2 separate regions of the Homo sapiens genome follow, and region 2 is linked to region 1. A link is an interaction called in ENCODE POLR2A ChIA-PET data of the cell type or tissue named here. Cell type or tissue: OCI-LY7. All regions are shown on one strand. Each heading gives the region's core, and the rest is flanking DNA. Links, peaks and the distances in the headings are about the cores only.

Region 1 (16,078 bases), core at 4,043-9,042:
CGAAGTTTCAGTCATCCGAAGGCTTGACTGGGACTGCAGGATCTACTTCCAAGGTGGCTCACTCTTGGTTTGCTAGGGCTGCTGTAACAAAGTATCACAGACTGGTTGGCTTAAACAACAGAGATTTATTTCCTCACAGTTCTGGAGGCAAGAAGTGCAACATCAAGGTATCTGCTGGTTGTTTCTTCTGAGGCCTCTCTCCTTGGCTTGTAGACAGCCATATCCTCTCTAGGTCTTTATATGATCTTCTCGTTGTGCATGTCTGTGTCCACATTTCCCCCCTCTTTTTTTTCAAGACAGGGTTCCATTCTGTCGCCCAGGCTGAGGTACGGTGGTACAAACATAGCTCACTATAGCCTCAGCCTCCTGGGCTTGAACCATCCTCCTGCCTCAGCCTCCAGAGTAGTTGGGACTGTAGGCGTGTACCACAACATGTGGCTAATTTTTAAAAAATTTTTTTGGAGTGATGGGGTCTTGCCATGTTGCCCAGGCTCCTCTTATAAGGACACCAGTCATATCAGATTTGGGCCTACCTGAAAGACCTCACTTAAACTTAATTACCTTTTTAAAGACCCTATCTTCAGATACTGTCACACCGTGAAAGTCTGGGGGCTAGGACTTCAATATAGGAGTTTTGGGGGACACAGTTGAACCCATCACACTCACTCACAGGGTTGGCATATTTGTACTGGCTGTTGGCAAGAGGCACCTCAATTCCCTTTTACAGAGGCTCCTTCCTTGGGCCTTTCCAGAGGGTTGTTTGAATAGCCTCGGGACATGGCAGTTGACTTCCACCAGAACCAGTCCCGTACTCATGGGATACGCATCTCCACATTACCACATCAACCAAATTATGACAAACTAAAATTTAAATACTTTAGCAAATGTTTTAAAATATTATGATCTAAACCATTACATGTACAAGGAAATAACTTCATAAAATATTTTTAAATAGTCATTATCATCAGATAAGTAAATATATAATATACAATAATGGAAATGAAAAATAAATTGAATAGGCTTAATAAAATTCAGTGCTCATTTGTGATTTGATGAACTAAAAAAAACAAACATTGATTTCTTAAAAAACTTATGATAAAGCCTCTTGGCTGAATGCAGTGGCTCACACCTATAATCCCAGCACTTTGGGAGGGCAAGGCAGGAGGATCGCTTGATCCCAGGAGTTTGAGACCAGCTTGGCAACATGGTGAAACCCCACCTCTACAGAAAATACAAAAATTAATTGGGCATCGTGGTGCTCACCTATAGTCCCAGCCACTCGGGAGGCTGAGGTGGGAGGATTGCTTGAGCCCAGGAGGTCGAGGCTGCAGTGAGCCAAGATAGTGCCACCACTACTGTACTTCAGCTTAGGTGACCTAGTGAGACCCTATCTAAAAACAAAAACAAAAGTAAAACAAAACAAAAACTTAGCAAATAGGAATAAAAAGAAACTTCCCTAACCTACATAATTCATATTAATGTGAATTAGTACGAAAACCTATATAATTCATATTAATGTGAAATATCAGAAGTAATATCAGTACAAATTGTTTGAAAACCCCAAATGCCTGCTAGCAGTCCTGCTGATTAGGATTGCATTGGGGATACTTACTACTGCTATAAGACAGAAACCTAAGAAATGAGTGTTATTAGACAAAATGAGCTGAAATAGCCCACATTTGTAGATTAAATGATTATGTAAATTCACACAAAGAAATACTTTATTATATACAAATACATCCATATACAAAAATATTTTTAAAGGCCTGGAAAGATACACCCAAAATCCATGATAGCCATGGGTTCTGGGGAGGAGGGTAGGCGAATCAGAAGGGGTGTTGGGTCTTGGGTACAGTCCCACAGATGGTTATTACTGTCTGGTTTTATATGACAAAATGTCCATCATTTTTTTCTGAGTGGCAAAAATATGGTATTTGTTTTATCCTTCAAAAATATGGTATTTGTTTTGTTTTGTTTTGAGATGGATTCTTGCTCTGTTGCCAGGCTGGAGTGCAGTGGCGCGATCTCAGCTCACCACAACCTCTGCCTCCTGGGTTCAAGCGATTCTTCTGCTTCAGCCTCCCGAGTAGCTGGGATTACAGGCATGTACCACCACGCCTGGCTAATTTTGCATTTTTAGTAGAGACGGGGTTTCTCCATGTTGGTCAGGCTGGTCTCGAACTCCCGACCTCAGGTGATCCACCAGTCTCAGCCTCCCAAAGTGCTGGGATTACAGGCGTGAGCCACCGTGCCCGGCCTACTGTACTCTTTTAATTGGGAAAGCAAAAGCTTTCTCACATCCCATCCAGAATGCATAGGGTTTCTTCTCGTTGATCAGAAGTGTACCACATGGCACCCCTAGCTGCAGGGAGGCTGGGAAACTGATTACTTAGCTGAGCATTTTATATTCCTGTGTAAAAGCTGACTCTGTGAATGAAGAGGTAGAGAAGGAGGGCTTTCAGCTACTCAGCTTACCGTGTGTCTGCCACATGCAGTATCTACTGTGTGTTGGGCAGTGCTCCACCTTAGGCAAAGATGGAGCAAAAATGAATGAGAAGAGGAGTCCCATGGAAGACTTGAAGAAAATTGAAAAATTCATTTAGCACAAAATTGTTAAACTCCTGTTGTATTTCATGATCGGGACAAAATAGATGTCTTACAATATACTCAGGAAGACCAACAGATTCAAGAAGTTACAACATCAAGTATGCTAAGTCCTATGATGGGGGAATATTGGGTCCTGTGGGAGCCTAGATAAGCCACACTGGAGAAGTATCACAAAAGTCTTCCCAAGTCATTGAGACCTCAAGAATGAGAGAAAATTATTTTTTTAAAAGGGGGGGTGGGGGGAAATGCTCCAGGGAGTAAGAAATAGTACGTATGAAGCCCTGGAGGCGAGAGAGAGTGTGTGAGGGCCTAACTGGGGCTGAGTAACTGAAAGAAGTGTAGGTGGCTGGAGCGTGGATTACGAGTGGGGCAGAGGAGGGACGTGAGGCTAGCAGGTGAAGTCGTGAAGCCAGATGAAGGAGCGTGTATATCTTGAAGACTAGAAGGTCATGAAGGATTTTCAGCAGAATTGTTGATGTGATCAAATTTTTGGAACTGGCTGATTAGCAGAAGAGTGGAGACGATTGAAGAGGTCAAGACTGGACACCAGGTGGCCAGTTAGAAGGTCAATACAGTCATCTTGGTTAGAGGTTAGAAGGTCAGTGCAGTCATGTTGGTTAGAAGTGGTGGTGGCCTGACAGGAAAATAGCTTTGGGGATGGATGTAAGTGGATACAGTCAAGGGACATGTAGGAAGCAGGCTCTATAGAAACTGGTGACTGGGCATGAGGGTGGAGGGAGGAGTAAAAAATGGGGAAGAGTCCAGGCTAACTCCTGGGATTCTGGCTTAAATGTATAGTGGTGGTGCCATGTACCATGTACCATGTCAAGGAGGGGAAAATCACAGGCTTAGGGGTAAAGCTGAATTCAGTCTGGGGCATGATGACTTTTAGTCAATTGAATATTTGCATTTAAATCTCAAAACAGAGGTGCAGGCTAATGATTTGGAATGGTTAGTCTACAGATGGCAATTGAAACTCTTTAGAGGGAGAAGAAAAGAGGTCCTCATTTAGGGCACCGAGAAACCATGGCATATAAAGGATGGGCCCTGGAATAGGATCTTACAAAAAAGTCTGAGGAGCCACCAGAGAAATAGGGTAGAAACCAGGAGAATGTAGAAAATATCTGAAACCAAGGGAAAGATCTAAAGAAGCAGAAGCACGTATCAAGAAGTCTGGAGTGTGATGATTCCAGAGCTCTTTCAATGGCTCAACATTGTACCCAAGAAATTCAGATGTTTTCTATGATTTTCATGCTGAGCGGTTAGCATTGTTTTTGTCCTCAAATGTGTCACCTAATGACCACCTTATGGCTACTTCACCTCCAGGCATTACGTCCATGTTCAAGGAGGGAAGAGGGCAGAATAATACGAGCAAACTCTTCTCATCTTTTATCAGCTAGTGATAATTCTTCCCCAGAAGTCCTCAAGGACATCCCCTTACATCTTACTGGCTAGTATTGGGTCACGTGGTCTCTCTTCCAAAGGAGGCTGAGAGAGTGAGTATTTACTCTTCCAGTCTCTATATTAGGAGGCAGAAGGAAAGGGGCTGGAAATGGCCTTGTGATATTTCAACAATATCATCGGCTGTGGTGTTCCTTGGGTTTGGGGAATATGACATAACTGGCGGCCACGGTGAGCACTGTTCCAGTGGAATAGTGGAAGCCAGACTGCAGTGGGACAAGGAGTAGCGGGAAGTACGGCAGTGGAGGCATGGAGCTTTGGAGAGTTGTGAAGGATGAGTTACTGAGTTGTTAAGAAAGCCACAAAGGGGTTGCCCAGTGTCAGGAAGAGTCCGCCTGAAATTACATGGACGAATGTGAAAGTGGAGCCGCTGGGAGCATTTTCATGACTTTGCTTTCCACCTCCACCCATCTGTATGGAGAGGGGAGACTGGAGGATGACAAGGCAGGAGAGGGGAGACTGGAGGATGACAAGGCAGGAGCAGTGGAACGGTGGGAGAAGGGGATGTTCAGAACGTGTGTGTGATCTTGAGAGTGTAGTGGGTGAAAGGCTGATGGTGGGGCCAAGCTGGATGAGGAGGCAAACCACGCCACACAGGTGGTTGTAGGAATAGCCACAAGTTGAACAAGAAAGAGGTTGTATAAAGAAGTTTTGAGGGTAGCGACGGTGAAAAGGATAGGAGGTTATGATCAAGAGTCTGAAGTTAGGTTGTTAGGTCTTGGACAGTAGGACCATTCCTCATAACAAGGAGTTTATGGTAACTGTGGTAAGACAGAGGTGAACATCTCTTAGGAGTTAAGCAACTGTGAAGCCAGGCTACTGGCAGGGTTATCAGTTTAACCTACATTGAATATTCACTATAGCCGTTACTCCTCAAGTCTGAATGAGACAGTGATTGTTATCTACAAGAGTCATACAAGCAGGCTTTGCCATCTCTTTAAAGCCCGATATAGAGGGATAAACTTTACCTGAAAATTACAGATATTAGAGTCTTCATTCTCCCTTCTCATTTTTTTTTTTTGTTTGTTACCAAAACAATTCACATCCCATAATATCCTATCAATCTTTTGCTTGGTGATATAAAATTTTAGGCATTTCCAATTTAGGCTATAAATATTCTAGGTATAACTTGTTAGATACCGCTTTAAGATCCATCGATACTTTTCCCCTAAAATTAAAAATAAATTCCAGGCCGGGTGTGGTGGCTGATGCCTGTAATCCCAGCACTTTGGGAGGCCAAGTGGGGTGGATCACCTGAGGTCAGGAGTTTGAGACCAGCCTGGCCAACAAGGTGAAATCCCATCTCTACTAAAAATACAAAAATTAGCCGGGTGTGGTCGTGTGTGCCTGTAATCCCAGCAACTCAGGAGGCTGAAGCAGGAGAATCACTTGAACCCAGGAGGCGGAGGTTGCAGTGAGCTGAGATCACACCACTGCATTCCAGCCCAGGCAACAGAGTGAGACTCTGTCTCTAAATAAATAAATAAATACGTTCTACATTGAATACATTTTGTGGAGTAGCTGAAGAAGAGCTGCCTATTCTTAATTTTCAGAGTGGGCAGTAAACATGTCCCCTTAAAGGGAAATTGATTACCTGGAAGGTGTTTTCATTCTAAAAACCTTTTAAACAAAAGAGCCGGTGTCGGGGGCTGGGAGTGGGGGTTTCTATTGGAATTAGAGAAGTTCAGCTATGGAATTTAACAAGTTCCATGTGTTATTAGATATGGAATTTAACAAGTTCCATATGGAATTTAACAAGTAGGAAGTAAACAAGTTCAGAATTACGTTGAGAAGCAGAGAAGAAGCTGAATGCTGGCCCTCTGCTTTTGGGAGTTGGCCTGAAGAAGCAAGGGCATGGCATGGCAGTTGGTAGATGATGGACAGGGTGGTGTAATCTGCTAATGTAAACATGGAGAAGAAAGTCTGTGCTTAATTCAGCAGGCAAACCTTTTGAGCGGTCTAGAAATGCAGTCAAAACTGGCTAGGATGTGTTGGAGGGGGAATGGTTAGAAGTTGGGAGAACACTACACTGAACAAAATAAGAGGTTTCTTTGAATGTTTCCTTTGGGGAGTTTTAATTTAGATCACTGAAATCTTGTCTTTTCTGCAATTTTTTTTAAAAAAAGTTATTTACTTTATGATAGAGGATGGTAGAAAGATTCCCTCACTTAATTAAGTTAATAAATATCTATTAAGCCCTCTGCCCTTTAAGAACTTGAGAGGTAGTTCTATTTCTGAAGTTGATTTCCTGTGTCAGATGGGAACACCATGGTACCATCTCTTATTTGTTCATTGCCCTGGCATGGAGTGGATATTGACGAATTAATAAATGACAAAAGATGGCAAGGAACCTAAAAGGAAATGCCTTTTCTTAGCTATTCTAAGCAATTGGTTTACCTTTGGGATAATCATTTTGTAAGGAAACTTCTGTATTTGTTGTAAATAGATACATGCATTGCCTTAGGGAAGGGAAGTACTGCTGAGAAGTGGTAATTGCTGGAAAGAAGAAGAGATGAAGAGAGTACATCTGGATGGATGAAGAGAATACAGATTTTTTTTTTTTTTGAGACGGAGTTTTGCTCTTGTTGCTCAGGCTGGAGTGCAATGGCGCGATCTCGGCTCACTGCAACTTCTGCCTCCCAGGTTCAAGCGATTCTCCTGCCTCCGTCTCCCAAGTAGCTGGGATTATAGGCATGCGCCACCATGCCCAGCTCATTTTTGTATTTTTAGTAGAGACGGGGTTTCTCCATGTTGGTTAGACTGGTCTTGAACTCCTGGCCGCAGGTGATCCACCTGCCTCAGCTTCTGAAAGTGCTGCGATTACAGGTGTGAGCCACCGCACCCGGCCAGCTTTTTTTTTTTTTTTTTTTTTTGAGACGGAGTCTCGCTCTGTTGCCCAGGCTGGAGTGCAGTGGTGCGATCTCAGCTCACTGCAAGCTCTGCCTCCCGAGTTCACGCCATTCTCCTGCCTCAGCCTCCCAAGTAGCTGGGACTACAGGCGCCCGCCACCACGCCTGGCTAATTTTTTGTATTTTCAGTAGAGATGGGGTTTCACCCTGTTACCCAGGAGGGTCTCCATCTCCTGACCTCGTGATCCGCCCGCCTTGGCCTCCCAAAGTGCTGGGATTACAGGTGTGAGCCACCGTGCCCGGCCTCAGATTTTTTTTTTTTTAAGAGACAAAGTCTCCCTGTGTTGCCCAGGCTGGAGTGCAGTGGCTATTCACAGGCTCGGTTATAGCACACTACAGCCTCTAACTTTTGAGCTCAAGCAGTCCGCCTGCCTCAGCCTCCAGAGTAGCTGGGACTACAGGCGCACACCAGCATGCCAGTGAGAGTGCAGATTTTACAGGTAGAATGAAAGTTTCAGTTATCACTGAAGCTTGAAAAGTAACTTGAACGTATTTTTATTTGGCTTCTAAAAGATTGGATACTTTTAAAATTCTAGACCTGGAGTGGTGGCTCATGCCTGTAATCCCAGCACTTTGGGAGGCTGAGGTGGGCGGATTACCTGAGGTCAGGAATTCGAGACCAGCCTGGCCAACATGGCAAAACCGCATCTGTACTAAAAATACAAAAATTAGTCGAGCTTGGTGGCACACACCTGTCATCCCAGCTACTTGGGAGGCTGAGGTAGGAGAATCGCTTGAACCTGGGAGACAGAGGTAACAGTGAGCCGAGATCACGCCATTGCAGTCCAGCCTGGGTGACAGAGCGAGGCTCCATCTCAAAAATGAAATAAAATTCTGAAATTACGTTTCAAGAATCATAGCAGGCTGGGTGTGGTGGCTCATGCCTGTAATCCCAGCACTTTGAGAGGCCGAGGTGGGCAGATTGCTTGAGCCCAGGAGTTTGAGACTAGCATGAGCAACATGGTGAAACCCCATCTCTACAAAAAATACAAGAAGTTGCTGGGCGTGGTGGCATGTACCTATAGTCCCAGCTACCCAGGAGGCAGAGGTGGGAGGATCACCTGAGCCCAGGAGGTCAAGGCTACAGTGAGCCATGATCAGGCCACTGCACTCCAGTCTGGGTGACAGAATGAGACCATGTCTCAAAAAAAATAAAATAAATAAAAAGAATCATAGCAGATTATATGTGCAGTTTCACATGGATATGATCATTTTATTAATCAACTTTTCTTTCATAGCTGTATTTGAATTGGCTTCTGTTTTATTTTAAATTCATCATTGTGCTAGATTTACATTTTACATTTTAGCAAGACATTTTATAAATCTATGGCACTGAAAAGTATCTTTTAATAAGCTAGTAAACCCCCATTTCATCACGCTTCTTCATAAATATCTAGTACCTGAGTAACTGCAAATGAAATTCTGATTCACTAAGGATATTTTAGAAATAATAGCAGTGATGCCCTTGAGGTCATCTCAGTGATGTCCTTTATTTCGTCTTATAGTCAATCATAGATATTGGTAAACATGAAAACATCTAGTAGTTATTGAGTGCTGAACTAAGCAGTTTGCAAGATGCTTTTCTTATGCAGTAGTTTCTACTGTATGGCTAGCTAAGGAATTTGAGGCACAGACAGGTCATTAGGTGACTTGTCCAAAGTCATATGGTGAGTGACTGGGCAAGGATTTGAATCCAGGCAGTGCGGTTCCACAGCCTCTGTTCTTGGCTGTGATGTTGTGCTGCCAATTTTTACTCATTTCCTCACCTGTGTATTATACCCCCATAGAGCCTCTGGATCTTAAGGATTATTGTAATTAATAAAGACAACGCTAAGCTTCCCAAGGATCTTCTGGAACATCTCGATAGGAGATTATAATACTAAATGAAAGCAGCATGGCATATTTGGTTTTTCTTTTTCACAGCCCAGCCTTATAATTCCCATGCCTGAAGAAACATTTTTTAGAATATGAATCCTGTTTTTTTTAAATTTTTTTTTTTGAGACAGAGTCTCACTCTGCCACCCAGGCTGGAGTGCAGTGGCGCGATCTCGGCTCACTGCAAGCTCCACCTCCCGGGTTCACGCCCTTCTCCTGCCTCAGCCACCCAAGTAGCTGGGACTACAGGTGCCCGCCACCACGCCTGGCTAATTTTTTGTATTTTTAGTAGAGATGAGGTTTCACTGTGTTAGCGAGGATGGTCTCGATCTCCTGACCTCATGATCCACCCGCCTCCGCCTCCCAAAGTGCTGGGCTTACAGGTGTGAGCCACCGCGCCCGGCCATGAATCCTGTTTATTATCCCCTGTTTTGTATGGTGACTAAAAATCTGTTCATATAAAAACACATGTTCATATAAAAACAACAACTAACTGGTGTATATAGTGGAAATAGTTTTTACTCTTAAATACACTTTTGGTATATTTATCTCTAATAGAAACCAACATTGGGATGAAAGAGGGGAAGTAAAGAACAAAATTCAAGAAAGCCATTTCTCATCTGTCGCCCAGGCTGGAGTGCAGTGGCGCAATCTTGGCTCACTACAACCTCTGCCTCCTGGGTTCAAGTGATTCTCCTGCCTCAGCCTCCCAAGTAGCTGGGACTACAGGCGCCTGCCACCACGCCCAGCTAATTGTTTTGTATTTTTAGTAGAGACGGGGTTTCACCATGTTAGCCAGGATGGTCTTGAACTCCTGACCTTGTGATCCGCCCACCTCAACCTCCCAAAGTGCTGGGATTACAGGCGTGAGCCACCGTTCCCGGCCAAGAAAGCCATTTCTAACGTTTGTAGTTACTTCTGAATTTTTGCCAACTTAAATCATTTAAGTAGGGAGACATTTAACTTTATGGGCCTCTTAAGTTCTAAAAAGAGAGAATCTTGAAAAGGACCCTTTAAGAAAGGCACAATTAAACTGATTAGAGAAATGTTAAGAACTCACCCAGAAAAGAAGATTAATGGTAATTTTTTCACTTTTGATTAAAGCTGAATTTTGGATGTGACGTAGGCCTACCAAGTAGCCTTGAGGTATAGGAGGTGATTTCCTTATAAGGATGAGGACAGAGAAAGATAGCTCGCCCAAAGTGAACCAGTAGTGGAGTAAGAAAGCCAACAGTGTAATGTGTGTCTTTGAATCCTCAATCCCTGAACACTAAACTTTCCCTAATTTATTTTAGGATGAAGAGAAAGTTCTATTCTTGGGATGAATGCATGAACTTGAGAGAAGTTAAGGTAAAATCCTAAAGATGAAAAGAACCTGAGAAGGCCTTAACACTACCTGAGGACCGTAGTTAAGATGATTTTATTCTCTGTGGGAAGCATTCTGAAGATAATTTTGTTTGTTTTTCCTTTATATTCCTAAATTAATTTCTCATTTCTTCTGGTTCTGATGTCAGTGGAGAACAGCGTATAATTATATCCTCACATTTGAAAATTCACTTTCACTTTTAAAAGAGCATCTTAAAATCATATTATGCAAAGACAACTTTTTTTTTTTTTTTTTTGTGACAGAGTCTTACTCTGTCACCCAGGCTGGAGTGCAGTGGTGTGATCTCAGCTCACTGCAACCTCCACCTCCTGGGTTCAAGTGATTCTCCTGCTTCAGCTTCCCGAGTAGCTGGGACTACAGGTGTGTGTCACCATGCCCAGCTAATTTTTGTATTTTTAGTAGAGACAAGGTTTCACCATGTTGGCCAGGCTGGTCTGCAACTCCTGACCTCAGGTGATCTGCCCGCCTCAGCCTCCCAAAGTGCTGGGATAGCAGGCAAGAGCCACCACGCTCAGCCACCAAAGACAACTTTTTAAATTACTACATACCATTTCCTTAGATTTTATGCTTAAAGACTTGGATACAATTTTGGATACCTTTGCATGGTTAAGTCAGACAAAAGTTAGACCTATTTATAAACCAAGGGAAAAACGTAACAGATTGAAATGTTTAATAGCTATTGTTGGCTTGATTTATTGTTTGCACTTAACGTTCATTACTTAAAGCAATTATGTAGATATTAAAATGTAATTAATTAATGAACCCAGGAGAAATGGAAAATTACATAAGGTAATTATTACACTTAGCATTGATGCAATTTTGCCAAATTCTGTAAGTTTTTTTTAAGAAATTTTAAGGCATATTTGTTATTTTTCAGTCTCTGAAGAAACTTAATCATGCCAATGTTATTAAATTGAAAGAAGTTATCAGAGAAAATGACCATCTTTATTTTATATTTGAATATATGAAAGAAAACCTCTATCAATTAATGAAAGACAGGTATGTTTTTATTCATGTTTTTCCCTGTTATTCTCTCCATGAGTTCTTTGGATCCTTTTGATATGTCATACTTTATGAGAGAAAGATTGATTGCTCCAAAAGGTAAATTTAAATTAACCAGTTCTGTTACCTTTATCAAAGGGTAACATTTAACACTGAAGAACCAGCTGTGACATAGCCAGCATTTTTCTGTTGTAAATCCTTGAAAGTGAAGGCCAGTATCTCATATAAATACACATACTATCTATTTATGCTTTTTAAAATACAAATTTATGTATAGTTTATTACTCAATAATAAAGCTGGCCTTGGGCATTATTGAGAAAATTATCTTGGTTGCTCTCCCAAGCATCTTGTGAAGGTTAATGAAAGAATGGAGAAAGGAATGAAGTTGCTTTCAAGAAAGGATCTAAAAAGCTCAGTCATTAGAATGCACAAGTCAGTGATAAGACTTGATGTGTTACCAATCCCAAGGAAATTCACAATTTTTAAATATGTGTGGGCAGAATCTGTAAAGGGAGAGCTTTGGTCTTCCGCCCTGGGCTTGGGGAGATAATGTTTTGGTGGTGGTTCTGGTCATGTCTGGGAGATTAACATCCATTTTGCCTGCTTTTAAAGTGAGAAATGTTCAACAACAAACTCTGAAATACTTAGAAATAATTTTCCGAAGTAATGATGTTGATTTCTCTTTGATTCTTACACACACACACACACACACACACTCTCGCTCAAGGTCTGAGGATGTTACTTGAATTATTCTTTAATCATATTTTTCCCTTTCTCAAAACATATTTATTGAATGCCTCTTATGTTCCAGGCCGAAATCATCATAACATTAATGTCAATTAAAATAAAAGTAAATTTCTGCCCCTCAAATCAGTTTTTACTTTTTCAGAGTCCCTTCTAGGCCTTCTATATAGACATGCACGCCTTTTTACTTAGTTGTAATTTTAGTGGGACAAAGTTTTTTATTTGATTAATTTACTTACAAGTATTTTTTATGTGGATACTTAGTCTTTATAGTTATAAATAATATATTCTGTTAAATGGCTATACTAAGCTTCACTTTTTGAACTATTTAAAATAAATAATTAGTGTGAAAATAGGTTGGTAATTATTGTATATAATATTGATGGAATTATTACCATTAAAGGTGATAATTATAAGGGTTATGAAAACGCTTGTAAGTGAAAAAACAAACCAAATTGTGTGTATGTGACTTTCATTCCTAATATAAAAGTTATGTATGCAGATGGATTAGGACTGGATTAGAATACTGAAAAATTAAAAGTTTCTTAATCAGGTGGTGGGATTATGGGTAATCTTAATTTTCAGCCTCTAATAAATTTTGTCCTTTAAAATATTGAAATGATATATACTTACATGAAATATCAAGATACCCTTGTTGAAGAAAAAAATGAAATACATGTAAATTCATGAAATATTAAATTTTCATCTATTTTTGAAATATATATAAATCTGGATGGATGTGGTAGTTCCTGCCTTTAATCCAGTACTTTGCGAGGCTGAGGTGGGAGGATCACTTGAGCCCAGGAATTTGAGACCAGCCTAGGCAACATAGTGAGACTCCATCTCTACAAAAAAATTAAAAAATTAGCCAGGTGTGGTGGCACACACCTGTAGTCCTAGCTACTTGGAGGCTGAGGTGAGAAGATTGCTTGAGCCCAGGAGGTTGAGGCCACCCATAATCCCAGCCACTCGGGAAGGTAAGACAGAAGAATTGCTTGAACCCAGGAGGCCAGCTAATTTTTGTATTTTTAGTAGAGACAGGGTTTCACTGCGTTGGCCAGGAGGGAGAGGTTGCAGTGAGCCAAGATTGCACCACTGCACTGCAGCCTGGGCAACAGAAGAAGACTCCATCTCAAACAAAAAAGAAAACATACATATATATATATATATATATATATATATATATATACTGTATAAAGCTACACTAATACAGTACCCATTAGTCAGATGTGGCTATTGAAGTCCTGAAATGTTTGCATTGAAGAGTGTTGTAAATGTAAAATAAATTGCACATCAGATTTTGAAAACTTGTTACAAAACAAATTTATTAATAATTTTTACTCCAAGCTTGATGGCTCATGCTTGTAATCTCAGCACTTTGAGAGGCCAAGGCGGGAGGATTGCTTGAGCCCCAGGAGTTTGAGACCAGCCTAGGCAACATAGCGAGACCATGTGTCTCTCTTTTTTTTCAGAGACAGGGTCTTGCTCTTTCACCTTGGCTGGAGGGCCAGAGTGCAGTGGTGCAAACATGGCTCACTGTAGCCTCGACCTCTTGGGCTCCAGCAATTCCCCTGCCTCGGTGCCCCAAGTAGCTGGGACTGCAGGCACGTGCCACCATGCCTGGCTAATTTTTGTATTTTTAGTAGAGACAGGGTCTCACCATGTTTCCCAGGCTGGTCTTGAACTCCTGAACTCAAGGGATCCACCTGCCTTGGCCTCCCAGAGTGCTGGGATTACAGGGGGGAGCCACCGCACCCAGCCCGCATCTCTTTTTCAAAAAATAAAAATTAAAAAGGTAAAATTTTAAAAATAAATAATTAAAAAAACATTGTTTTAGAGGCATAGTCTTGCTGTGTCACCCAAGCTGGAGTACAGTGGTACAGTCAGCTCATTTTTATACTGATTACATGTTGAAATAATATTTGGCATATATTAGGTTAAATTAAATATATTGTTAAAAATTAATTTTACCTGTTTGATTTATTTTAACATGGCTGCTAGAAAAATGATGTTAAGTACACAAGTGGCTCTCATATATATTTCTTTCTTTATTTTTTTTTTTTTTGAGATGGAGTCTCGCTCTTTCACCCAGGCTGGAGTGAAGTGGTGTAATCTCAGCTCACTGCAACCTCCACCCTCCGGGTTCAAGCGATTTTTCTGCCTCAGCCTCCTGAGTAGCTGGGATTACAGGCATGTGCCATCACGCCAGCTAATTTTTGTATTTGTAGTAGAGATGAGGTTTCACCATGTTGGCGAGGCTGCTCTCGAACTCCTGACCTCCACCCACCTTGGCCTCCCAAAGTGCTGGGATTACAGGCATGAGCCACCATGCCCAGCCGGCTCTTATATTTCTACTGGACAACACCAATATGCAGAATAGAACTGAAGCATTTATTTATATCTCTAAATTTATTTCCCCCCCGCTTTTTTTTTTGGAGGCAGGATCTCACTCTGTCACCAGGCTGGAGTGGAGTGGCACAGTCACAGCTCACTGCAGCCTCGAATTCCCAGGCTCAAGTGATCCTCCCACCTCAGCCTCTCCAGCAGCTGGACTACAGGCATGCGCTACCACACCTGGCTAATTTTTGTATTTTTTGTAGACACAAGGTTTCACCATGTTGCCCAGGCTGGTCTTGAACTCTTGGGCTTAAGCGATCCTCCCACCTTGGCCTCCCAAAGTGCTGGTATTATAGGCATTAGCCACCACATCCGGCCATCTCTCAAATTCTTCAAGCCTGCATAATACAGATTTGCATGCTTGGCTTATCTGTTAGTAATTCAGTTTTTCAACTTGCTTTGCTCTTCTTGGGACAGTTTAAAATTTAGCTATTTAGGCCAGGTGCAGTGGCTCATGCCCGTAATCCCAGCACTTTGGGAGGCCGAGGTGGGCAGATCGCCTGAGGTCAGGAGTTCAAGACCAGCCTGACCAACATGGCGAAACCCTGTCTCTACTAAAAATACAAAATTAGCCAGGCATCGTGGTGCATGCCTATAATCCCAGCTACTTGGGAGGCTGAAGCAGGAGAATCACTTGAACCCGGGAGGTGGAGGTTTCAGTGAGCCGAGATTGCGCCACTGCACTCCAGCCTGTGCAACAAAGAGTGAAACTCTGTCTCAAAAGAAAAAAAAAAATTAGCTATTTAATATGTGTGCAATATATTCAGTTTTGGATTTGAGTTTTTACCTCACATCAAAACAAAAAAAAATCTAATTTTCATGTTTTAAATGTGTGAGCTTTAAGAGTATAAATCTATAAATCATAGGTTTAACCAGTATCGTGAGGCCAGTAGAGGCTCCAAGGCAGGGGGAATATAAACCTTCTTTGGATTGGTTGGCTGGTTGCTTAACAGAATTATGTGACTGTTCATTTCTTTACAGAAACAAGTTGTTCCCTGAATCAGTCATCAGAAATATTATGTATCAAATATTGCAAGGGCTGGCTTTTATCCATAAACATGGTAGGTTTCTTTTAAGTTTAATTTCCCTACCTCTTTAGATTACTGTCCAGATTGTGCATACAAATTTATTAAACTGTTAAATAACTGTTATATTGGATAACTATGAATCTGGAGTATGTGCCTATACACACTGACATTTTTATTTAAAAACTTTATCAATTTCTGTGATTCTGTATAAAATGGAATTTCTGGCTGGCACGGTGGCTCACGTGTGTAATCTCAGCACTTTGGGAGGCCAAGGCAGGCGGATCACCTGAGGTCAAACGAGTTTGAGACCAGCCTGGCCAACATGGTGAAACCCTGTCTCTGTTAAAAAAAAATACAAAAATTAGCTGGGCGTGGTGGCGGGCGCCTGTAATCCCAGCTACTCAGGAGGTTGAGGCAGGAGAATTGCTTGAACCCCAGAGGTGGAGGTTGCAGTGAGCTGAGATCATGCCATTGCACTCCAGCCTGGGCAACAGAGTGAGACTCCATCTCAAAAAAAAAAAAAAAAAAAAAAAAAAAAAATTTATATATATATATATATATATATATATATATATATATATATATATATAAAAATACATAACATACATACATACCAGGCCGGACTCACACCTGTAATCCCAGCACTTTGGGAGGCCGAGGCGGGGGG
Region 2 (16,034 bases), core at 11,035-16,034, 58 kb before region 1:
GGATTTCAAAGGAACAGAAAATACCAAACTTAACTAGACAACTAAATCCACCTAAGTTCTCTAAGTTACCCAAAGCCATATAAAATTAAAATAGGACACTTATCTTTGGGATCAGTCCCTGCCGAATTAGCAGAGGTTCATCTTCTTTCAGGCCATCTACGAGGAATCGCTGAATACATTTCAGCAACAGTGACACAGACTGAAATTCATTTTTATCTAGTTCCTAGGTATAAACCACACTAAGTTAAAACACTTATAAATAATTATACATTTGTATTTTGGTCACAAAGCAAACCAACTTGCCTTATTTATTGATCTGTCAAGACGGTATAATAGAAGACGATTATATTTTTGAGGAAAGTGGCTCTCTTTCTGTTGAAAGTATTCTTTTATTTTCTGAAATCCTTTATCATGGAATGCATCCGTAATAAGTGATTGAAGCTGGAAAGATGATAGTTTGCAAATTACTTTTTCCCCAAGAACATTTATTTTATAGTAATTTTCTAACTGATCTCATTATCAATAAGAATTCAGTGTGAAATAATATAGGGTAAATATAGAATGGAGATCTCTATCTTGAATAGTAAACAATCATTTCACAAATGATTGATGTTTCCGTTGGTTTAAGACAAGAGTTCCCAAAATGTGGTTCCTAGACCACCAACAGCGCTGGCATCACCTGGGGACTTCTTAGCACTCACACTCAGGGCAGAGCCTTTCACGTGATTCTCGTGCATGCTGAAGTCTGGGAACCACTGACCCAAGGAAAACAACACTTCAGTTTCAGATATCATTAGGTGAAGATCCTCAGCAATGTTGGGAATTCTAAAACACTAAAAATTTCAAGCCTATGATCACTCACTAAGTGACATAAATGATCATAATAGAAGGAAGAAAAATAATACTAATAATTATAGATAATAAGTATGCAAATTGACCATAATGAATGAAATTCATCTTTTCTGCCTGCACATTAGCTAAGACATGCTTCTAAGTACATATACTTGAAGGGCCGGGTGCAGTGGCGCACGCCTGTAATCCCAGCACTTTGGGAGGCCAAGGCAGGCGAATCACCTGAGGTCAGGAGTTCGAGACCAGCCTGACCAACATGGAGCAATCCCATCTCTACCAACAATACAAAATTAGCCAGACGTGGTGGCGCATGCCTGTAATACTTGGAAGGCTGAGGCAGGAGAATCGCTTGAACCTAGGACGGAGGTTGCGGTGAGTCGAGATCGCACCACTGCACTCCAGCCTGTGCAACAAGAGCAAAACTCTGTCTCAAAAAAAAAAAAAAGTATATATACTTGAATAACAGACATTTCCTTAAACATTTAAACTATAAAAGATTTTTTATCTTTAAAAAAATCTTACAGGTTAAATATACAATACTATTTTAATAAGGAAGCAATTTACTATATACAGCCCACAATTCCACTTATTCTTAGTACTGAATTAAAAGGGAAAACAGCATTTAAAATTATTCCATTTAAACAGAATGTTTTCTTTTTTAAGTTAACACATAGTGAGCTTTTTTGTGCCAAGTGTGTTAAGTGTTCTGCAGATGTTATTATTTAATCCTTACCACGGTCCTGAGAGGTTAGGTTCTTTATCTCAGGATACAAGTAGCAAGGATAGGAAAGGTTACAAACTTATGTGAGATTGCTCAGCTGAAATTCACTCCCTTTTACCTGCTTAAAACTCTGCCATTACCAGGCGCAGGGCTCACGCCTGTAATCCCAGCACTTTAGGAGGCCAAGGCAAGAGGATCGCTTAAGCCCAGAAGTTTGACATCAGCCTGGGCAATATATTGAGACCCAGTCTCTACAAAAAATGAAAAACTAGCCAGGTGTGGTGGTTCATGGCTGTAGTCACAGCTACTCAGAAGGCTGAGGCAGGAGGATCACTTGAGCCCAGGAGGTCAAGGCTGCAGTAAGCCATGATTGTACCACTGCACTCCAGCTGGGGTAACAGAGTGAGATCCCGTTAAAACAAAACAAAACTTTGCCATGGCTTCCTCTGCATTAAAAATAAACCCAAAATCCTTTGCTTTAGTCCGCAGAACGTGGCATGATCTGATCTCTGACAGTCTGACCTCCTTGCTAATGAGTCCTAGGATAAGTCAAGCTCTTCCTTGCCTCGGGGCCTTTGAACTGGCTGTTCTAGGCCTGGGCTACTTCACCCCACCACTTTCCACATGGCTGGTTCCACTCAGATCACAGCTTAAGCATCACTTTTTCAGGTAGATCTTCCAGGACCACCTTATCTTACGTAGACCAGGTGCCTCCTCAACATTCCCAATTATTCCCCATCTCATTACCCTGTTCTTTTTCTTCCTGCTTCTTTGGCTCTCTGCCAGTCTATAAGCTCCATAAAGGCAGACGTTGTTTCTAGTTTGTTCAGTATCATCTATCTGCATTTAGGGCACAAGATATCTGCACAGGGCACAAGATAGTTTAGACTAGGATATTGGTAAGATAGCTAATGGTAAATTGACTAGATATAGTAATAAATTGGACATGAGAGATTAGGGAAGGAGAAGTAAAGATTTCTCTGCTTCTGATTTGAGCAACTGGAGGAACAAGTTTGCTAATGACCCAGGGAACACAGAACTAGAAAGAATACATACACTCATATACACATACACACACACACACACACACACACACACACACACACACACACACACACACAGAGAGAGATTATAAAAGAAACTTGATCTTTACCCAGAAAGCATCATCCTGGGCCTTCCCAGTCCTGTCTTCCTTAATAGGCTGCAAAGCATCTTTGTTTTTCTGTGTGGAATAAAAACATGTTTTTAAACAATTTTTATTTCAAAGAAATGCATTTCAAGTTTTAAACACAAAGCAAAAAAAAAAAAAAAAAAAATTAAAGGTTTGTATTGTTTTCCTGAACAGAAATTTTTGTTTGCTCATATTATAGGTCTAAGTAAAATAGTACTTAGAAAAAAGAGAAAAACTTTATCCAACCTTCTTTAGCATGGTCTAAGACAAATACAGTACAAACTATCAGAAGAAGCAAAGCAAACATCATTTGAATAAATAATCACACAAAATAAACAAACTCTATAATGATGATTATAAAGTAGAAGTAAAAAGGCTTTGAACTAATAAACCATTTTCAGAATGAGAGCTTGTAAAATAAAGTTAAATAAAAGTGTCTTTAAGGCATCATAGTACCTGACTTCAAAATATACTACAAAGTTATAGGAACAAAACAGCATGGTACTGGCATAAAAACAGACACATATGTAGACCAATGGAACAGAATAGATAAACCCAAAATAAATCTACTTTTTTATAGCCAACTGATTTTTGACAAAGGTGTCAAGAACATTCATGGGGAAAAGACAGTCTCTTCAATAACTGGTGCTGGGAAAACTGGATATTTATATGTGGAAGAATGAAACCAGATCCCATGTCTCACCATATACAAAAATCAACTCAAAATAAACTAAAAGCTTACACTTAAGATCCCAAACTACTAGAATAAAATATAGGGGAAACACTTTAGGACATTGGTCTGGGCAAAGATTTTATGGAGAAAACCTCAAAATCACAGGCAATGAAAGCAAAAATAGACAAATGAAATTATACAGACCAAAAAGCTTCTTACAGAAAGGGAAATAATAGAGTGAAGAGACAACCAGCAGAATGGGAGAATATATTTGCAAACTATGCATCCAACAAGCCATTAATATCTAGAATATACAGGGAACTCAAACACCTCAACAGCAAAATAACCAATCCAATTAAAAATGGGTAAATAAGCTAAATAGACATCTCTCCAAAGAAGACATACAAATGACCAACAGGTATATGAAAAAATACTCAACATCACTAATCATTGGAAAATGCAAATCAAAACCAAAATGAGATATTATCTTACCCCAGTTAGAATGGCCATTATCAAGACAAAAAACAACAAATGCTGGCAAGGATATGGAAAAAGAGGAACTCTTGTACACTGTTGGTAGGAATGTAAATTAGTATAGACAATATGGAAAACAGTATGGAGGTTCCTCAAAAAACTATCATAAATCCAGCAATTCCACTCCTGGAGATATATCCAAAAGAAAAGAAATCAGTATGTCAAAGGCATATCTGCACTCCCATGTTTACTGCAGCGCTATTCATAATAGCCAAGATATGGAATCAACTTAAGTGTCCATCAGTGGATGAATGGATAAAGAAAATGTGGTATATTCACACAGTGGAATACTTTTCAGCCAGAAAAAAGAACAAAATCCTGTCATTCATGGTAACATGCATGAGCCTGAAGGACATTATGCTAAATGAAATAAGCGGGGCACAGACAGACACACTGCATGTTCTTGATCACATGTAGAGGCTAAAAAAGCTGATCTCGGCCGGGTGCGGTGGCTCATGCCTGTAATCCCAGCACTTTGGGTGGCCGAGGTGGGTGGATCACCTGAGGTCAGGAGTTGGAGACCAGCCTGGCCAACATGACAAAACCCTGTCTCTACTAAAAATAGAAAATTATCCGGGCAGGGTGGCGCATGCCTGTAATCCCAGCTACGGGGGAGGCTGAAGCAAGAGAATCGCTTGAACCCGGGACGCGGAGGTTGCAATGAGCTAAGGTTGCACTATTGCACTCCAGCTGGGGAAGCAAGAGTGAAACTCCATCTCAAAAAAAAAAAAAAAAAAAAAGGCTGATCTCATAGAAGTAGAGAGAATAGTGGTCACTAGAAAAGAGGAAGTGAGATAGGCAGAGGTTAGTTAATGAACACAAAATTACAGCTAGCTGGAAGGAGTAAGTTCTAGAGTAAGATAGTACTGCAAGGTGACTATAATGTACAACTTATTGTATATTTTCAAATAGCTATACGAGTAGATTTTGAACATTCCCAACACAAAGAAATAAATATTTGAGGTGATGGATATGCATAATTACCCTGATTTGATCATTACACACTGTATACACATATGGAAATATCACACTACACCCAATTAACATGTGCAATTACTATGTGTCAATTAATATATGTGTCAATTAAAAATAAATGATAAAGGCAAAGAAAAAGAACCATTGTGTTAGTGGATAATTGAGTAGAGGCAAAAGTGAGATAGGAGGAACAGCTAAAGCTACAATTAAAATTGGGTGTTAGGCCAGGCGCAGTGGCTCACGCCTGTAATCCCAGCACTTTGGGAGGCCAAGGCGGGCATATCATGAGGTCAGGAGTTCGAGACCAGCCTGTCCAATATGGTGAAACCCGTCTCTACTAAAAAATACAAAAATTAGCTGGGCGCAGTGGCACGTGACTGTAGACCCAGCTACTCGTGAGGCTGAGGAAGGAGAATCACTCGAACCCAGGAGGTGGAGGTTGCAGTGAGCCGAGATCCAGCCACTGCGCTCCAGCCTGGGTGACAGAGTGAGACTCCGTATCAAAAAAAAAAGGGTGTTAATTCATAGCATAAACTGACATCAAATAAACACTATGCTACGTATCTATAATTTCTAAGTTTTGTCAACAAATTCTGAATTAGTGGGAAATACTTCCCATCCCAAAGAAAATATTCCCGGGAGCCTTTATGTTAAGCTTCTTTACCTCTTTTCTCTATAGACACGGCCCTATCTCTCCTTCAGTTCAATTCGTATGCAGAGATGCTCTGCTTATTTTTATTTCTACCTCCTTTCAACCTTCTCTGGCCTTGGTGGTCAGTACTTTGCAAATTCCAAAGAAATGCTTCCTGTTTCTGGAATTTCTGGAGCCACTCTAGTACACAGAAAGGTATCCCCCTTCTGTGAAGATCATGTGGCAGCTTTTGTGGGTAGGAACCTGACAGGAAAATCAGAAAGTGGGATGGTTTAGGCAGAAAAGATCGTTAGATTCTCTGAGATTCAGTCTCCTCATTTAAAAAACATGATGATAGCCGGGCGCTGTGGCTCACGCCTGTAATCCCAGCACTTTGGGAGGCCGAAGCGGGCAGATCATGAGGTCAAGAGACAGAGACCATCCTGGCCAACATGGTGAAACCCCGTCTCTACTAGAAATACAAAAATTACCCTGGCGTGGTGGCGCGCGCCTGTAGTCTCAGCTACTCGGGAGGCTGAGGTAGGAGAATCGCTTGAACCCGGGAGGCAGAGGTTGCAGTGAGCCAAGATCACGCCACTGCACTCCAGCCTGGGCGACAGAATGAGACTCCGTCTCAAAAAAAAAAAAAAAAAAAAAAAAAAAAAAAAAAAAAAAAAAAAAAAAGATGGTAACACCTATATGGAAGGATTGGAGTGAGGACTGACTGACAGAATGTCTGTAATGTTCTTAGCATAGTGCCTGGGCACATAAAAATGGCTCAGTGAATGGCAGCTTTCAATGTAACAGGGATGGAGAGGGTGAGGAGGTTATGCTTAAGTGCTCTGAATTTAAGCGTAGCTTGATGTTAGAAAGGTTTCTGTCCCAAATCTGTTTCCCCATGGCTGGGAAGATGGCGCCAGATGACAGATGGATTTTATGGAGAACAAGAGTGAGTTCCTGGATCTAGGCAAGCAGTTACCCCTGGCTATCAGAATCACCTGGCGTCCTCACTAACAAACTAACAAACTACCGGCCCACCGTAGACCAATTACATCAGAATTTCTACCACCAGGAACCCAGGCAGAAGAATGTTAGAAACACGCCCCAGGTGGTTTTTGTTTGTTGTTTTTGGCGTCCCTGGGTGGGCTCAAACTTCATGTGTTTTTTTTTATTATTTATTGATAAGTAATAATTGTAGCTTTATCTTAGGGGCTGTCCTTTGTCGTTCGGTTAAATGAAGTCCCAGCACTTGGGGTTGCTTAACACTTCTGCACTTTCTACGCAGCAAGGTGGAAAGAGGGCTGGAAAACCGGCTAGGAAAATACGCAAAGCAACTAGAAAAGAACTATCTCATTGCTTTCCGAACACGAATTCTCCGGTTCCCCTTTCCCTGAGCGCTATTTAGCTAGGGATCCGAGGTTTCTATTCTGCCTGGTCTCCCCGCAGGCTGCCAATACACTCCGAGCAAACCCAAGGAGGTGGCGGGGGACTATGCCCAGCACCCGGTCTCTGAGCGAACACCTCAAGGCGGCAGAACCTGAGCCCCAGGGACCCCGCGCCCTCGCGCGCCCTAGCACTGTGGACAGAAGGTCCGGGCCCTTCGGGGGTCACTCACCGCTTGCATAACGAGGCTTCTTCGTTCCTGAAGCGACGCGCCGCTCAGCTTTGTTGCGCTCGGTCGGCCCTCTCCTGCTTCCCCGCCCAAGAGCCCCGCCCGCTGGGGGCGCTGCCGAAAGAGCCCTGGTGGCGGACCGCTCTTCGAGTCGAGTCTTCTTCCGCAACTGTAATTGACGAATCCGCCCCCTGAAGTTTACTAGAGCTCTGTGTTTTGAGACTCAAGAAGCGCGTGCAAGTAACTAGCGCACACAGGCCAAACCACCTGGGCGCACGCACTCACCCTTTAAGAGAAAGCCAGCACTCAAAGGATGTGAACTACGTCATTTAAACGTTCCTTATTTGCGAAATTCCAAACAGATAGGCGTTCGCTTTGTGGTAGCTGTTCCAAGTTTTTGCCCCGCCTTAAAAAGCCAGAGGGGCGGCCAGGCGCGGTGGCTCACGCCTGTAATCCCAGCACTTTGGGTGGCCGAGGCTGGTGGATCACTTGAGGTCAGGAGTTCAAGACCAGTCTGGTCAACATGGTGAAACCTTGTCTCTACTAAAAATACAAAAAATTAGCCGGGCGCGGTGCACGTGCCTGTAATCCTAGCTGTTGGGGAGGCTGAGGCAGGAGAATCACTTGAACCCGGGAGGCGGAGGTTGCAGTGAGCGGAGATCTCGCCACTGCACTCCAGCCTGGGGGACAGAGTGAGACTCCGTCTCAAAAAAAAAACAGCCAGAGGAGCAGTTTTTGGTCCATTGATGTGTGCAGACAGAAGCCGAACCCTTTCCTATGGTAACCAGACTTGTACCCGATATTATTAATACATTCCTGATTTCACACACACACAAAGTGTGTTTGGTGGTTGTTTTTTAAGTACCGTGGTGGGGAGGAAGGGGAATTTTTTTTTTTAATCAAAGCAAATAGTTTTGTTTTTGTTTTTGTTTTTTTGTTTCTTTGTTTGCCTATTTCCTTTAACCTGACAAGTATGCGTACCAATGGCTAGGCTGATTCGGATAGGTGGCCAGTTGTGTGAACACGGTGGCAAAATTAAATTGGACTAGAGTTTTCCACAAAAAACAAAAAAAAGACCCCTCCAATCCAAACATCCTTTGTGTAAAAATCAACTTGTATTATAACTAGACCTGTGAGTATTTCAAGTCATAATATGTACGGAAGATATTTGTCTACACCAAAGCAAAACATAACAAAACCAGAACCCCTGTTAGCCCAGGACTTGCACACATTTCTAGTCCGTTCAAAACAATGTTTATGTCAAAGCCTGTCATATCAATTTCCTGGAAAGTATAATGTAAACATTCTTACATTAATTTACCTATTTTAATCTAAACCAAGGAAATTCAAACGCAAGTTTTTTTCCTTTTCAATGAATGGACTTTTGTAATATTAAACTAGTAATCAAGACAGGAACAGCTGTGAGTATAAGCTATTGTGAGTCAATACAAATATAATACCAGGGCAAGAAAGAAACAATGAATAATAAGAAGCAATAAACAAAATACTACAGTTTAAATGAATTTTAAGAGAATATTTAAAAATTAGAGTTTTCATAATATTAGATAGAAAACTTAATCATCTATTATTTTCAGGCTTTGGGGGAAAACATGTCCTTCCAAAGTCTATGGTGCAATGCATTCAAATCTTTAAGAGAAATTAAAAATAACAGAATAGGCAAAATACCTTTTATCTGGTTTTTTTTTTACTTTGATTAGCTTCTTTTACTAACATGTTTTGTCTTAATATAATTTATGGCAACTTGAAATGCATACTCTAATTCTTCTCAAACTAAATATAGTAGAGGCTCTATGACATTTCTTTGGATACCAGAATCCCTTTAGAAATTAATTGATTTGCCTTTTACATAAAAAAGTTTTATTTATTTATGTTTTTGACGGGTCAGGTCTCTCTAGGAACATTCCAAAAGCACAGAGACAAGAACTATTCTAGCACTGCAATAAGACCAAAAATTAATTTCTATGCATTTTCAGAGGTAACTTTAAATCACCATTTTAAAGTTATTTTTAGAACATTTGAAAGGATAAGTTATCTTAGACTACAACATTTAATGAAATACTATAATTAAAATGGATAATCAATAAATTTTCATTCAATTTTGGAAGACAAAACAACACGAAAAGCAACTGAATCAACAGGAGTTTCGGGGACCTTTGGCAGACAGTTAATAAGATGAAAAATCTGTGAATGAAACTCGTGGGTGAAGAGTAGACAGATCTCTTCGTTCCCAGCTAGACCTCAGTGGCGACCATTTGAGAGTGATTTTAATCAGAAACCTTGACTGACAGGACCTTTTAGGAGGGGAGAACTTCGGGAGAAAGGAGGCTGGGAATGAACAAATCACTTTCTTCTGCTAGGACCCTTCGGCTTTGACTGGGAGGAGGACCCCAGCTAGAAGATAAAGGAGGAAAAAATCGCGAGGAACTGCTCGAAGTTGGCCTTTCTTCCCAACAGAGTTCGCTGGTCCGCTGCCACTGGCAGGCTTCTCTGACCGACTGGGATACTTTTTCTTTCTTCTTTCCTTTTCTTTTTTTTTTCTTTTTCTTTTCTTTCTCCTTCCTTGCTTCCTTCCTCTCTCTCTCTCTCTTTCTTTCTGTCTTTCTTTCCTTCCTTTTTTTTTTTTTTTTTTTTGAGACAGGGTCTCGTTCTGTCGCCCAGGCTCGGCGCTATCTCAGGTTACTGCAACCACTGCCTCCTGGATTCAAGCGATCCTCCCGCCTCAGCCTCCCAAGTAGCTGGGACTACAGGCACACGCCACCATGCCCGGCTTTTTTTTTTTTTTTTTTTTTCGAAGAGACAGGGTTTCGCCATGTTGCCCAGTCTGGTCTTGCACTCCTGGGCTCAAGCGATCCTCCCGTCTCGGCCTCCCAAAGTGCTGGGATTACAGGCATGAGCCACTGCGCCCAATCGCGGGATGGACTTTTCTAAGCAAGCCTCACTGTGCCTTTGGCGCGGGAAGTAAAAGGACAGGGAGCGTGGACCACCCTTAGCTTCCTGATGTGGTTTCGCTCTTCCTTTATCCGCCTTTTGCCAACCGAAGGCACTAATCCTGCAAGAGGCGTTGGCATGGGCGCCCTCCTGGCCGAGTCCCGGGCAGCACCCGTCCGTGCGCTCAGCACGGGCTTTGCGGTGCCAAGGCCTAGGGTGCGTCGCTTCCCGGGTCTGGAGGGTCATGGATTCGGTTCATCCTCCTCTATCAAGGGATCTGCCGTGAGGAGTTGGCTCCTCTTCTCTGGCTGGGGCTGGGAATGGAAGCGTGCAGCTGCAAAACAAGGACGCGGGCAATAAATTCCAGAAGCCCTTTCCCCTGGCCGCCAAGAATCCGGCCTTGGGGTAGTCAAAGAGTGACTTTAGTCACTTCAATCGGTTTTGTTTTGTTTTGTTTGTTTTTTGTTTTTTGTTTTTTTTATATATATATATACTGAGGGTCTCCATGTGCCGGAGTAGCCCTGGGCGAGTCGGCTGCTCAGATGATGAAGGTTTCGTCCCAGCCCCGGAGAACCCACATTGTCCTGCGCACCTCCGCACCACCGCGATTCTCTAGTCCTCCAAAGCCTCCCAAGACTGTAATGGAGTAAATTCAATTTCGTCGTGATATTTCCAAGACTATATCAGTGAAGTTTTTTTTTAAGAGTTGTGGGCCGGGCGCGGTGGCTCACGCCTTTAATCCCAGCACTTTGAGAGGCCGAGACAGGAGGATCACGAAGTCAAAAAATCGAGACCATCCTGGCCAACTTGGTAAAACCCTGTCTCTACTAACAATACAAAATTAGCTGGTCGCGATGGCGCGCCTGTAGTTCCAGCTACTCGGGAGGCTGAGGCAGGAGAATCGTTTGAACCTGGGAGGCGGAGGTTGCAGTGAGCCGAGATTGCGCCACTGCACTCCAGCCGGGAAGACAGAGTGAGACTCCGTCTCAAAAAAAAAAAAAAAAAAAAAGATTTGTGTTCGGGTGGGTGGCAACTGAGAGCTCGCCGAACCACAACCTCTTATTTAACAGATAAACAGATAAGGAAGCTGAGACCCAGAGGGAGCCAAAGCAGTGGAGAAAGCGAGTTCTTTGGGACTTTTCCCCTCTCCCCTTTCCCTCCTTCCCCAGGCTCCCACCTACCCCAGGCTCCCACCTACCCCGGGCTCATTTCCGCCCCCCACCTCCTCCAGGTTCACTTTGTAGGACTCCGTTCCTGCAGGGCCAGGTCCCTCCGAAGTCCCCGGGAGCGTGAAGGCGCCTGGGCTCGCGAGCATACGCGGAGGCTTGGCGCACCCTGGCACGTCCCAAACAGCAGAGCCAAGACTGCGAGACACTCACAATAGTTAGGGGAAGAGCCGGCAGTGGAGGCCCAAAATGGGCTGACCCCTAACTAGGAGGCGTGGGCGCGGTTATTCAGGCTAGGGCGCACGCGGACGGCAGAGGGGCCCACGCACGGTTCCCATGCTCTCCTGGAATTGAGTGTTGGCTCTCAGGGGACTTTGCTGGAAAGCCTCCATCTAAGCCCCTTTCCGAAATCAGGGAAGCTGGACGCGTTTAGAAAAAAGAAAAAAAATAGGCCGGTCGCGGTTGCTCACGCCTGTAATCCCAGCACTTTGGGAGGCCCAGGCGGGCAGATCGTCAGGAGTTCAAGACCAGCTTGGTCAGGGTTTCGCATGGCTAAAACCTGTCTCTACTAAAAATACAAAAATTAGCCAGGGTGGTGGCACGGACCTGTATTCCCAGCTACTCGGGAGGTTGAGGCAGGAGAATCGCTTGAACCTGGGAGGCAGAGGTTGCAGTTAGCTGAGATGGCGCCACTGCACTCTAGCCTGGGCAACAGAGTGAGACAAAAAAGAAGAAAAGAAAAGAAGAAAATAATAAGGTTTTAAACTTAAAGGATACATTCCTACTTACCCTCTCCACCCCCACCCTCTGGCTGCAGTTTCCATTTGCTTCCAGGGCTGAGTTTAACCTCCACCTCCGTTCCTGGGACTGTGGTGGAGGGGGCGACCGGCCCCTGGAGCGTGGGCGCTAGCGAGGTAGGCGAGACAGGGCGGAGCCCCCCGGAGGTATATCTTTATAAAGGAGGGGGCAGCTGCCAGAGGTCGATGCTGCCGTTCGGGTGGAGAACGTTCAGCACCGCGGCCAAGGACAAGGCCCCGCCCGGGTCCATAACCATTGTCCCCAGCTTCCAGATATCTAAACAGCCTCTCTCTCTTTCTCTCTCTCTGCACCTCCCCTTCACACACCCCACTTTCTTCTTTAAAGAGAAGAAAAAAAACCCACCTGGCGCACCTGTCCTTTTTTCTTCTATTTTTCAGAACCCTGGGCGGAAAGCGCGAGCGAGTTGGGCAGATGCCGGCGGCCGCGGTGCAGGAAGCGGTCGGCGTGTGCTCCTACGGGATGCAGCTCAGCTGGGACATCAACGATCCGCAGATGCCTCAGGTAAGTGAACCGGGTGTGTGCGGGCACGCGGGGCGCTGTCCATCCGAAGGAGGGAGAATGGCATTCGAGTTCTTGAAGAGTCTGCGGACGGACCATACACACACACACACACACACACACACACACACACACACACACACACACACACATACCCGCAAAATTTCTGGGTTTCTGAGGCCCTCTCAAGTGTAGAAAGAAAACTGGACTCTACAAAAGGCTGAGTTGGGTTTAGAAATGTGTCTTCTTGGCCGGGCGCTGTGGTTCATACCTGTAATCCCAGCACTTTGGGAGGCTGAGGCGGGTGGATCATCTGAGGTCGGGAGTTCAAGACCAGCCTGACCAACATGGAGAAACCCCGTCTCTACCAAAAATACAAAATCAGCCCAGCGTGGTGGCGCATGCCTAAAGTCGCAGCTACTCGGGAGGCTGAGGCAGGAGAATCGCTTGAACCCGAGAGGCAGAGGTTGCGGTGAGCCAAGATCACGCCATTGAACTCCAGCCTGGGCAACAAGAGCAAAACTCCATCTCAAAAAAAGAAGAAGAAGAAGAAGAAGAAATGTGTCTTCTCCCAGCAATTTCCTTGTGCTTGCCTGAAATCACAAGCAAAGCAGCAGGAAATGTTGGTCAGGCTCCACATTCCCAGTCTTGGGGAGAGCGGGACGCCTGTCCTTTCACTTCCCTTTAACCAAGGTAGAAATTAGGTGCCTCTCTCCTTATTCATTTACTTTAAATCCATGAGGAAGCTAAGGAGAAAATCTAAGCAGATGTAAATACCACTGCTTCTCATGCAGCAAAACTGAGGTACAACTGTAAAGTGAATCTAATGACCTAAATTTAAAACAAGTAGCCCGACTTGAGCAATTTGCTCAGACCTCCCTAACTGCTCAGAGGAAGGAGGCCCCATAGTCATGCCAACAAGGCCACCTGTACCCAAAACTTACTTCTTCTCTAATGACAAGCAAATCATCATTCTTTTAGGGTGAATTTGTTGTATTTTGCTTTATTTCAATAAAGCAAAAATGGTTTGGAGCCAAGTCCAAAGAATGACTGGGGTGGATGAAGTGGTGAATGAAGTGGGTGGTTTGAAGCCAGTTCCAGAGAATGACCAATTATCATTAGTCACACTGGTTAGGGCCAAAATTGAGTGATGTTGAAGTCCTGGCTGTAGGGGGTGGGGGGTGTAGAATGAGAGTTGCTTCCCTGCCATTTGCAGATGTGGGCTTCCAGCAATGTTGTGGCACAGGGATAAAAGAGATGGGTCATTTTGTCCGCAACTAAAATGTGTCTGATAGGTGTTCAGATGAATAACAATTCATTGCAACATTGTGTCGCCTCTCATAGAGGTCAGCACTTTTTTGGATCCATATATTTGTAGTAGGTTAGGTGTGTTTTACTCCTTTGTTTTTGTTTGTTTGTTGGGGTTTTTTGTTGTTGTTTGTTTGTTTTTTGAGGCGGGGTTTAGCTCTTGTTGCCTAGGCTGGGGTGCAATCACACGATCTCAGCTCACTGCAACCTCCATCCCCCAGGCTCCAGCGATTCTCTTGCCTCAGCTTCCCGAGTAGCTGGGACTACAAGCATGCGCCACCACGCCCAGCTAATTTTGTATTTTTAGTAGAGATTGGGTTTCTCCATGTTGGTCAGGCTGGTCTCGAACTCCTGACCTCAGCTGATCCACCCGCCTTAGCCTCGCAAAGTGCTGGGATTACAGGCGTGAGCCACCGTGCCTGGCCCACTCCTTTGTTTTAAAGTCTGCCTACTTTAGAGTCACATGGTACCATTTTCATGAAAGTGGACCACAGTACAGCAAGTGCATCTCATTCTGTTTCTGTCCATGTACATCTTCACAGGAAACAATCATATCTTGCATTTTAGAAAAGTCACATCCAAGTAATGTAATTATGGTTCATCTCTCAAGCATTTGCTAGACTTCCCATGTCAATATGAACTTTTTTTTAGGAGACTGGTTGTTAAGCAGGAAGCATGTGTGTAATATCTCAAACGGGCCAGGCACACTGGGACATGGAGAAGTGAAGAAACTTAGCATCGCCCTGCTCTGGGTAACCGAGTGAGCAAGTTAAACTACCTGTCTGACCTTGAGAGAGTCCTTGAATTTGCCTTAGTCTCAGGCTACTTACTCACTTGTCATCAAGTGGTAGAGTGAGATAACCATCTCAAACTCTCCTCCAGGTCTACGATCAGGTTCAGTGTCTATGTGTGTGTATGTACACACACACACAACATGCCAACACTTGAGAGCAAGTGAAACCCAATCCTTGACATCCTCTATTCTTGTACTGATTTTAAAAATACAATCTCTGTGGCTTCATTGCCAGGGTCACTACCTCAGTAGCTCGTGTGAGGCATGGGGGCCTAGTCTACATCCTTAAGGGAGAGCTAAAGAAATGCTGTTTTCTGGAAAATTGTCAATTTGTTACTAAGATCCTTAAGTTAAAATATTCACTTTTAAAACAAAGATATTAGCATTTAATATAAGCTTGGAGTTGATAGCACATCATTATATATTTCATTTGTGACTTACCTTACATTGATGTATCATGTCAATTGTAATATTTCAGAGAAAAGATAAATAATACCTATGGTAGTAATAATGATTTCAACAATATCTTTGTAATTTTGGAAACAAAATCACCCATTAACCTTATTACTGTTAGAATGTGCAGTATTAATGATGTATACAAGTCTGAATTTTCCAACTGTGAATACTTCAGCTTTGCAAATGTTTGATCTAATTTTCCTGAGTGGCAAGAGTGGGGAGGAGATGCAAATGGCTTACTGCTATTATACACTCTTCTGAGCCTTTATTACACCAGCAAAGCTACTGGGTCTGGCTGCTACCCATCTTCTGTTTATATTCCAGCTATGCCACTGTGAAAGGTTATCTATTGAACCTCCACTTCCTTATTTAGTAAACAAGAGTAAAGATGTCCATCTTGCAAAGATGTTGTGAGAATTATATATATTGCATAATATGGCTTTGCAGGTCATACTGTTTCTGTTCCAAATATTCAATTCTGCACTGTAGTGTGAAAGCAGCCCTAAACATTACATAAAAGAAAGTGCTCAGTGGCCGGGCATGGTGGCTTATGCCTGTAATCCCAGCACTTTGGGAGGCCAAGGTGGGTGGATCATGAGGTCAGGAAGATCAAGACCATCCTGGCCAACATGGTGAAACCCCATCTCTACTAAAAATACAAACAATAGCCAGGCGTGGTGGCATGCACCTATAGTCCCAGGTAGTCAGGAGGCTGAGGCAGGAGAATCACTTGAACCTGGGAGGCGGAGGTTGCAGTGAGCTGAGATCATGCTACTACACTCCAGCCTGGGTGACAGAGTGAGATTCCATCTCAAAAAAAAGAAAAAAGGAAGTGCTCAGTAAAGGGTGATTTTTCAATGAAACTTATATGCAAAA

What was found. Peaks named below come from ENCODE experiments on the same cell type or tissue, not always from the same donor. Only the 100,000 strongest peaks of a DNase experiment are listed, where the experiment ranks them.
Region 2: POLR2A ChIA-PET joins it to region 1 with 10 read pairs; 5 of 35 experiments call an interaction of 5 or more read pairs at or near these places.

What each region holds. Positions count from the first base shown.
Region 1 is chr6:10,813,010-10,829,087 of GRCh38, reverse strand. MAK (male germ cell associated kinase) reads left to right here. Exons shown (of 15, transcript NM_001242957.3): 3 at 10,148-10,202; 4 at 11,117-11,238; 5 at 15,365-15,444. Among named protein-coding and RNA genes, the nearest start is that of MAK, 17 kb to the left of the region's middle. RefSeq lists a silencer at 14,448-14,633. In OCI-LY7, for the core only: no CTCF peak of the experiment used is centred there; no DNase peak of the experiment used is centred there.
Region 2 is chr6:10,878,274-10,894,307 of GRCh38, reverse strand. It overlaps GCM2 (glial cells missing transcription factor 2), which reads left to right and starts at 12,267. Exons shown (of 5, transcript NM_004752.4): 1 at 12,267-12,604. The coding sequence starts at 12,515. SYCP2L (synaptonemal complex protein 2 like) reads right to left here and starts at 7,256. Exons shown (of 30, transcript NM_001040274.3): 1 at 7,173-7,256; 2 at 2,727-2,795; 3 at 304-441; 4 at 104-223. The coding sequence starts at 7,181. RefSeq lists an enhancer at 7,321-8,089 and a silencer at 12,078-12,372. In OCI-LY7, for the core only: no CTCF peak of the experiment used is centred there; no DNase peak of the experiment used is centred there.